Regions from separate parts of the Homo sapiens genome. Here region 1 is linked to region 2. Evidence: chromatin contacts called from ENCODE Hi-C or POLR2A ChIA-PET data. All regions are on one chromosome and are shown on one strand. The core of a region is the stretch at or near the end of the contact, and the rest is flanking DNA. Distances in the headings are between cores, read along the strand shown.

What was found. A loop is a pair of places that touch in the nucleus more often than their neighbours do. ChIA-PET counts read pairs that join two places held with the same protein, here RNA polymerase II (POLR2A). Pooled maps may share reads with other maps.
Region 1: a loop to region 2 is called in a map with no recorded cell type, with 8 times the contacts of the local background. The contact joins two enhancer-like sites. A Hi-C loop is called at or near these places in 2 of 37 single-sample maps with no recorded cell type and 2 of 50 pooled maps. POLR2A ChIA-PET finds 5 or more read pairs at or near these places in 1 of 52 experiments (GM12878).

The regions. Positions count from the first base shown.
Region 1 is chr10:108,891,824-108,895,873 of GRCh38, forward strand. No RefSeq gene overlaps it. Among named protein-coding and RNA genes, the nearest start is that of LINC02661, 190 kb to the left of the region's middle. Within about 2 kb of position 2,753, at least 2 of the 41 ENCODE cell types and tissues checked have a DNase peak (open chromatin) inside an H3K27ac peak, as active enhancers do.
Region 2 is chr10:106,928,936-106,933,345 of GRCh38, forward strand. The region is part of intron 2 of SORCS1 (sortilin related VPS10 domain containing receptor 1); the gene reads right to left. Among named protein-coding and RNA genes, the nearest start is that of SORCS1, 230 kb to the right of the region's middle. Within about 2 kb of position 2,581, at least 3 of the 41 ENCODE cell types and tissues checked have a DNase peak (open chromatin) inside an H3K27ac peak, as active enhancers do.

The sequences.
Region 1 (4,050 bases), core at 1,503-4,002, 2.0 Mb after region 2:
CACAGCAGCCTGGACCTGTTGCAGAACCTTCTCCTGTTTTGGACCCCACTCAAAACTTGCAGCCTTTCAAGTCACTTGATAAATAGGCTGAAGTAACACACCCAAATGAGAAATGTGTTGTCTACAAAATCCAAATAGCCCACTAGGCATTGTGCCTCTTTCTTGGTTGTAGGCAGGGCCAAATGCAACAAATTATTCTTCATCTTAGAAGGAATATCTCACACTACTGGACCCCTAAAAATTTTACTGAGGTATAAGGTCCTGAATTTTAGTCGGATTTATTTTCCATCCCCTGGCAAGTAAATGTTTCACTAGTAAGTTCAGTGTGGTTGCTACTTCTCACTCACTGGGTTCAATCAGTATGTCGTCAATGTAATGGACCAGTGTGATATCTTGTGGAAGGAAAAAGTGATCAAGGTCTCTGTGAACAAGAATATGACACAAAGCTGGAGAGTTGATCTATCCCTGAGGTAGAACAGTGAATGTATATTGCTGGCTTTGTCAACGAAGGCAAATTACTTCTGTGTGCCTTATGGACAGGAATTTTTAAAAAGGCATTTGTCAAATCAATGGTTGCATACCAGGTACCAGGAGATGTGTCAATTTGCTCAAGCAATGAAACCACATCTGGTACAGCAGCTGCAATTAGAGTTGCCGCTTAGTTAAGCTTACCATAATCCACTGTCATTCTCCAAGAACCATCTATCTTCTGCACAGGCCAAATAGGAGAGTTGAACAAGGATGTGGTAGGAATTATCACCCCTGAGTTTTTCAAGTCCTTAATGGTGGCACTAATCTCTGCAATCCCTTTAGGAACATGATGTTGGTTTTTATTGGCTATTTTTCTAGGTAAGCCAGCTCTAATGGCTTCCATTTGGCTTTTCCCACTATAATAGCTCTCACTCTACCGGTCAGGGAGCCAATATGGGGATTCTGCCAGCTTCTAAAATATGTCTATTCCAATTATGCATTCTGGCCCTGGGGAAATGACCACAAAATGAGCCTGGGGAACCACTGGACCACTGTAAGTTCGACCTGAGCTAAAACTTCATTAATTACCTGACCTCCTTAAGCCCTTACTTGTAACTAGGGGGCCACAATGACATTTTGGGTCTCCTGGGATCAATGTCAACTTAGAACCAGTGTCCAATAGTCCCTGAAAGGTTAATCATTCCCCTTTCCCCAGTGAGCTGTTACCCTGGTAAAAGGCCAGAGGTCTCCTTGAAGGAAGGATGAAAGAAAGATTAATAGTATAAATTATTGGTAGTACAGTGGGGTCCTTCCTCAAGGGGATGCAGCCTCCCCTTCATTCAAGGGGTTCTGGGTCCGTAAACTGGCTCAAGTCTGAAAATTGATTGAGGGGCCATGATTCTCTGTTTTTATAATTCAAAGTAGTCTTTTGTCTACTTTACCAGGAAGTTTTCTGCTTGTACACATTAAGTAAGAATGTAGTAGGATTCTTACCTACTTCACTTCGAGGAACACCATGATTAATTGGCCAATGCCAGAGCTCTACACATGTCAGACTATTCTGATTTTACTGCTTTGCCTCTGCTGGCCATTATGGTAACTAAGCCCACCTTGCCTTTGACCGTTGAGTGTCACCACTTGGCTCCTGCCACCCCAGGATCCAATTATTCCCATTGCATTTAAGTTTTCCAATTGAGTAACTGCAGTTTCCACTGTAAGATTAGGCATACAGAGAAGACCAATCACAAAGCTCTTCATGGTTGCAGGCTCTCTCCTCACAAATCTACTTTGCAAGGTATTGGAGAAGTCTATGTCTTCTGGACCCTCTCAGCTGGGGTGAGTACGTCTAAAGTGACAAATCCATTCTAGAATTCCAATCTCCCTAAGCCTTTGAATCCCTTCCTCTACATTAAACCACAGGAGATCAGGCATTCTGGCTCACTCACAGTGGGCCATCTTTTGATCCATGTTTCACCTAGCCAAGCAAATAAACTGTCAGAATCTTTTTTAACTCCCCAAGCTACAACATTAAATACAAAATCTATGCTTAGTGGGCCCATATCAATAAATTCAGCCAGACCTAACTTTATGTTTCTTCCGCTATTATCCCACATGCTTATTATCAATTCCCATACCTGTTGTCTGGATTTCATACACTCTAGAAGAAATCACTCACTGTTCTGAATTTTCACAGGCTTTTGTATTTTTTCTCTTATGGAATTTACAATTTACCTCACTGTGGAGTTATTGATGCACATCTTATCTCTAAAGGACCATACCCTCTTTGCAAATGCCTTGGTAATTGTTTATCTCCTTAGCCTCCCCCTTGTCTAGAGTAGAACTGGACACATAGAACTAATGTATCTATTCTGGCTCAATTAGAATCTTTAAAGGCAATAACTTAGCAGTCAATACACTGGTGATTTGTCATCATCTAAATAACTTTTAACCATAGAAAATAACATACTTGAGTATTTAAAATTCAAACCTTACTCTCAGGCTGAGGTCTGAGTTCTTGCTTAAGCACTTACAGTGACATCTTGGTTTAGGAATCTAACCATGCCATGTCGCAGTTTCTTTTTTTGTAAAAATGAGAGTACAAATAAGACATGATAAATTGGGGCTTTTTTGTAAGAATTAAATGAGATGATGCCTTCAAAGCTTCGCTTATACCTTTCAATACCCATTTAAAATTGGCTATTCCTCTTTCAGTTAAAAACGAAAGACCAAAAACATAAGTTCTACCTCTTCTTCTCTCACTTCCTCCTCTGCTTCCCCTGCCACCCTCTCTCACTCTCGCTCTCGCTTACTCTCTCTCTCTCTCTCTCTCTCTCTCTCTCTCTCCCTCTCTCACTCCTCACAGAAGTATCTGTAGTTGTCAAGAAAAACAGATTGACAGGCTAGGTTATGCTGCAATAACAAACAACTCTCAAACCCGGGTGGCTTAAAATACTTACTTCCTGCTCTTACTTCACGCCCATCAGCCACAGCTCTTCTCACTGGTGTTCTCAATGTCAGAATAAACACCCTCTAGGTATCTCCTAAGGTCTAGCAGAGAATGAGCAGCATTAGCTTCAATTTGAGAGGGGAAAGAAAGGTCCGCCAGGGCCTTGTCTATCCTCTCTAGATAAGAAACTTTGATTAAGAGGAGAATGTTACTTCCCTGGCTCTTGTTCTTGACCAATGCCCAGAACATTCTGGTCCTGCCTTCAATGTGTAATGTTGGTGGATTGTGAGAAAATTTATTTCTTCCTTTCAAAGACTCCCCCAGTCCCTAGGGAGGATTCTCTGCCTAGACCGAAAGAAGACAGAGCACCAGGTTCACACAAACAACAAACCAGCCTGCCAGCCCACAGCCAACTATGCCATTCTTAAACTCATTATTCTGGGAGACTCTGGGGTCAGCCATGTTGGCTTCAAAACTTGATATGGTTATTTACTAGCTATAACACTTATGTACTGAATGAATCTCTGTCTCAGTTTTCTCATCCCTAAAACATAGAAGATAATGGCACCAACTCTGGAGATTGTTTCTTGTGACAATTAAAAGAGAAAATTCACAGAATTTCACCCCTATATCCAGAGACCCAAAGTGCACTCTTAGTTGTTTATTTATTAACTATGTGAACTCTAGTAAACTCCTTTCTCTCAGAGCCTCATCGGTAAGATAGAAATAACAGTAGTACATCACAGAGTTCTTGAAAGGAAGAGACAAGATCTAGTTATAGATCTTGCCCAGCACAATATAAGTGTTCAGCAAGTATCTGTGTTATAATGTTTCCTGTGAAGTCTAGCACTAAGGAGAGATCACTATACTAGAGATCAAGAGACCCAAGTTCTAATTCCCATGCTGACTCCTGACTTAGGCAGGCCACCTTTACTTTTTGAGCCTATTTTTGCATCTTCAAAATACGGCTTGAGGCCAGGCGCCGCGGCTCACACCTGTAATCCCAGCACTTTGGGAGGCCGTGGCGGGTGGATCACCTGAGGTCAGGAGTTGGAGATCAGCCTGGCCAACATGGCAAAACCCTGTCTCTATTAATAACACAAAAATTAGCACGGCTTGACGGTGTGTGCCTA
Region 2 (4,410 bases), core at 1,331-3,830:
TATAAAATTAAAATTATATATATAATTTTATAGGAAAAATAGAACAAATCTTTTTAAAATTGCAGTTACATGCAATTAAAGCATGCTGATGATGAGACATATTAAATCATCCATAAGAAATGCACAGGCTCTCATAGGTATGAAAGCAATGGCTCCTTCTGTGTCACTTTATCTCCATGAATATGCTTCAGTAGTTAAGAACTGCTTCATGTTCAAGGGTGGCTTAGCCTTAGAGGAGAGACTTAGAAGGGGATTATACTTTTAGATCAGAAGAGAATGAATTTTTCCCCAGAACAAATGATTTCTAAAACCCTTAGAAATTGTGCATTACTCATCCTTTTTCTATCTTCTTTCCACTATACATTTTATGTGGGATCCCTGTGGCAGTTAATAGAAAAATTCAAGTCACAAAAGGAAAGAAAGAAAGAAGGGAAAAGACCTGGGGTATCAGAATTAAAAAGAGATGTGAATTGGCCCATTAGGGAAAACTGAGATCTACAGAGATGTGGCTTATGTTTACTTTCCCTCCCTACTAACATGGCCTTTTATAAAAAGAAAAGCCCTGTCTCTTTTCTTTTTCCGTCTCTAACAATGAAACCACACTGAGAGAGATTAGAGTGCTAATCAGCTTCTGGAAAAGCAGATCAACCAAAAAACGCCTACATTGCAGGCTTTCTGGTTCATTTTCCCTCCATTGTTTTAGTAGCCTGAGTTTATGGGAAATCAAACTTCGTCAACTTAAGCTGCTGTTCCTGGCTGAATTTTGGAGTAGTCAGCAAGGTTCCTATAACAAACAAATGACCACACACAATTGTGAGGGCACAGGCATGTGCACGTGCACACACACACACACACACACACACGTATTAATCAGAGCACTTGGTTGCTGAGATCCCAGCAAGAAAGATGAAAATAAATGGAGTATGGTCATTAAAAATCCTAAACTAATATTTCGAATATGGCATAAAATGAATGCTTGCTAACAGAGAATGGATGGGAGGACCTCTTTTGCTTAAGAAAATTAATGATGGCCGGGCGCAGTGGCGCATGCCTGTAATCCCAGCAGTTTGGGAGGCCGAGGAGGGTGGATCACAAGGTCAGGAGATTGAGACCATCCTGGCTAACACGGTGATGAGACATATTAAATCATCCCTACTAAAAAAATACCAACCGTCTCTACTAAAAAAAGTACAAAAATTAGCCGGGTGTGGTGCTGAGCGCCTGCAGTCCCAGCTACTTGGGAGGCTGAGGCAGAAGAATGGCGTGAACCCGGGAAGCGGAGCTTGCAGTGAGCCGAGATCGTGCCACTGCACCCCAGCCTGGGCGACAGAGCGAGACTCTGTCTCTAAAAAAAAAAAACAAAAAAACAAAAATGAATTAAAAGGTTAAGACAGATTGGTTACAAAATCACCAGGAAAGGTCACTCCTAACAGACTCATTATGCTTATGCTTAGGGTAAACAGTCATCAGCTACCCTGCAAAATAAGTGGCAGGGCTGCTGTATATTGAATACAAATTATTTGCAGAACCCTCAGCTCTCCTTGCTTCATTTTGCTACTGGGATACACGGAAGCTGGCATTGTATGTTCATGTGTGTATTTATGTATCTGAGCATCTCATTATAAATTATTATCTTCACATTCAAGAAAATAGCCAGCTCACAGGCACAACACCAACACAGGAGGGCTTTATAACATCGCATGCTTGAATCAGGTGCATTCTGTTTCATCTTGCTTTGTTTTGGTTTTTTTCTTCAGAATTTGGAAAGATATGATGGTTCTTAGGAGTCAGAACTTTTTCTTTTTTTAATAATATGGTTAGTCAGATAAGGCTTCTAGGTGAAACTTCTTCAAAAGTCCAGGGAACCTAGTGTTCTAATGCTTCCCCACTAACTCCTTCTGAAACCACATCTGCTCAAAGCCTTCTCAATCAAGACATGGGGAATCTGCCCTTCAAAGAAAAGGTAATTTCAGCAGATCTCAGGGGAGTTTTGCAATCAGAATTTCCTAAGATACAACTGTGGTGGAACTGGCTATGAAATGTATTAATGCTGATAACTGTGGTTTTATAATCCCCACCAATTACCACAAATTATAGCCGTGTGATTCTGGAAAAACCACATGCTGTGGAGTTGAATCCTGGAAAAATATACACTGGTTGTCTAATTTCCTTCCTAATTTTAAGAAGACTCATAAAAATCCTTGCCCTACCCTTCTTCTCCTAGAAGACTCTCAGGGACCAAAAATACTTGAGAGGCATTTGTACTTAAATCCTATGTAGCGAGCTCCAGAAATACTTTTTTGGCTGTTAATTAACTAATTCAATGTTGATAAGCCTACTTAATGTACACTCCAGTAAACCAGTACATACAAAGAAACGTGGTCCTACCATCAAGGGGTTTACAGTAGCAGTAGGACAGAAAAGTGATGAAATAAAGTCAACACAATGGAGCTACAAAAACAACTGCAAGAGCAGAATCTCAGAAGTCAGAACTCACTGAGAAGAGCATGGAAGCGGGTGGGGAAAATACTTGGTAATAAGGACAGGAAACTGTTTCACCATGCTGGCCTTCAGTGTAAAGTCCTCTGAAAGCTGGCAATCTCCCCAAGTGCACAAATACAGATGTTTGCTCGTTTGTAACTCCTGAACCAGAGAGCCACTAGCTCAGAGGCATCATCGTGGGAAAGCCCCCTGCAGTTTTCAGAGATGTTGCCTTATGAATAATGGAAACTTTCAAGAATGATTTTGGTTTAAGAACAGGGATAAGTCCTTTTTTTAGGGTTGTGTATGTCAGCACTCTGCCCTGGTAAATTATCTGCAGACAGCATAGTCTATCAAAATGAACTCACTGCTGTTCATTTTTCCTGCCTGCCATGCTGTGTATTAACTATCATCCATTATTTTAAAAACATTTCTGGAATCAAAGGTAAGAGCAAAAAGAAAAACAAAAGGGTAATAGGAGATAAATGCACTGCAAATGCTGGTCATACATGCTAGTAAGACAGGAAAAATATCTCATGGGGAAAAACAAAAGCCAATTTTTCCATAACAGCAGTAATATTCACAGACTTGAATGCTTCCAGGAAGCTTAGGAAAGCACAGGGTTTGGGGACGTTGACAGTTATACCCTGGGGATGTTCTCATGGGGAAAGGTGTCAAGCAGATCATTAGTCAATTTGATCCCCCATTTACAAAGCACTGATGTTATGTGAATTTTTATCCCCTTCCATACACACTGGTAGAAGCATACTATAGTATTAATATAGTCTACAAATATATTATTATTTTTGAGAATTACATGATTTTTTTGATATATTTGAGTATATCCTGAAATTTTTAAAAAAACAAAGTAGAAAGCATTGTCTTGAGTAAAAATAACTTCACATTTGGCTGCTGATTGCTCCCCTGATACCATGCATTTGGCATCAAATCCCCCTTTCCTGAAGCAACTCACAGCACTACTGTCACCTGTGTTATTACTGGAATCTTAAGTTGTTATTTAACTTTGTCACTGGTGACAAAGAAAAGGTATACCTTGCTGCCTTAGAGTGATAGTGATCTTTCTCCCCAGTTCCCACCACATGTGTGTATGCCTGTCTCCAGCTCAACTTATGCTTGCTTCTTGGACAAAATGACACCTTAGCAAGACTCAGGAAAATGAAAATGTTAACTATCCAAGAGAAACAAAGCACCATAATTCCAAGAAATCCAGACCAAGTTTTGCTCTAAGGACACCCTTGACAAACATGCAAAATGAGCTTGTCTGCTCTGCCTTCTGTAGAATCAGAAGCACCTTCAAGGTGAGCACTCCCCTCGCAGCAATGGTAAATTTTAGCTGGTTTGTGCCAACACAGTTGCAAGCTAAATGCTTAACTGGGGATTAGACTCCAATTCAAACCACTTTCCAGGCACTGCCTCCTCACTTTATAATGTTATAGAATGATTATCAATAGCTGTGATTCTGAAACCAATCTGAGACCCGGGCCTCTGCAATTTAAAGCATATCAGTGATCTCTGTCAACATTAATTTTCCCCATCCTAATTTGTATTTCTTTCACACCACAAAGGGATCTAAGTTTATGATTTACCTGGACAGCACGATCGTGTTCAGGTCTAAATGCAAAAGAGATTACATGTAGATGATGAATTTGCATCCTTGTAAATGCAGAATATTTTAGCCATGACAAATGGCAAGATGGGAGAACATGTTCACTGAAACTAGGAAGCCCAGAAATAAGGTATCAGCAACACTAATGAGCAGCTCAGTCAAGCAAACCCCAGAAAAATAATGGGCCAAAGTTCATCGATTCTCTGTATTTTCCAGATTAAAATCACCTGGGTAGCTTTTACACTACCTGTGTCCTGGGCTCAGTCCTAGAGATTCTGATTCAATTGGTCTTGGGTGGGGCC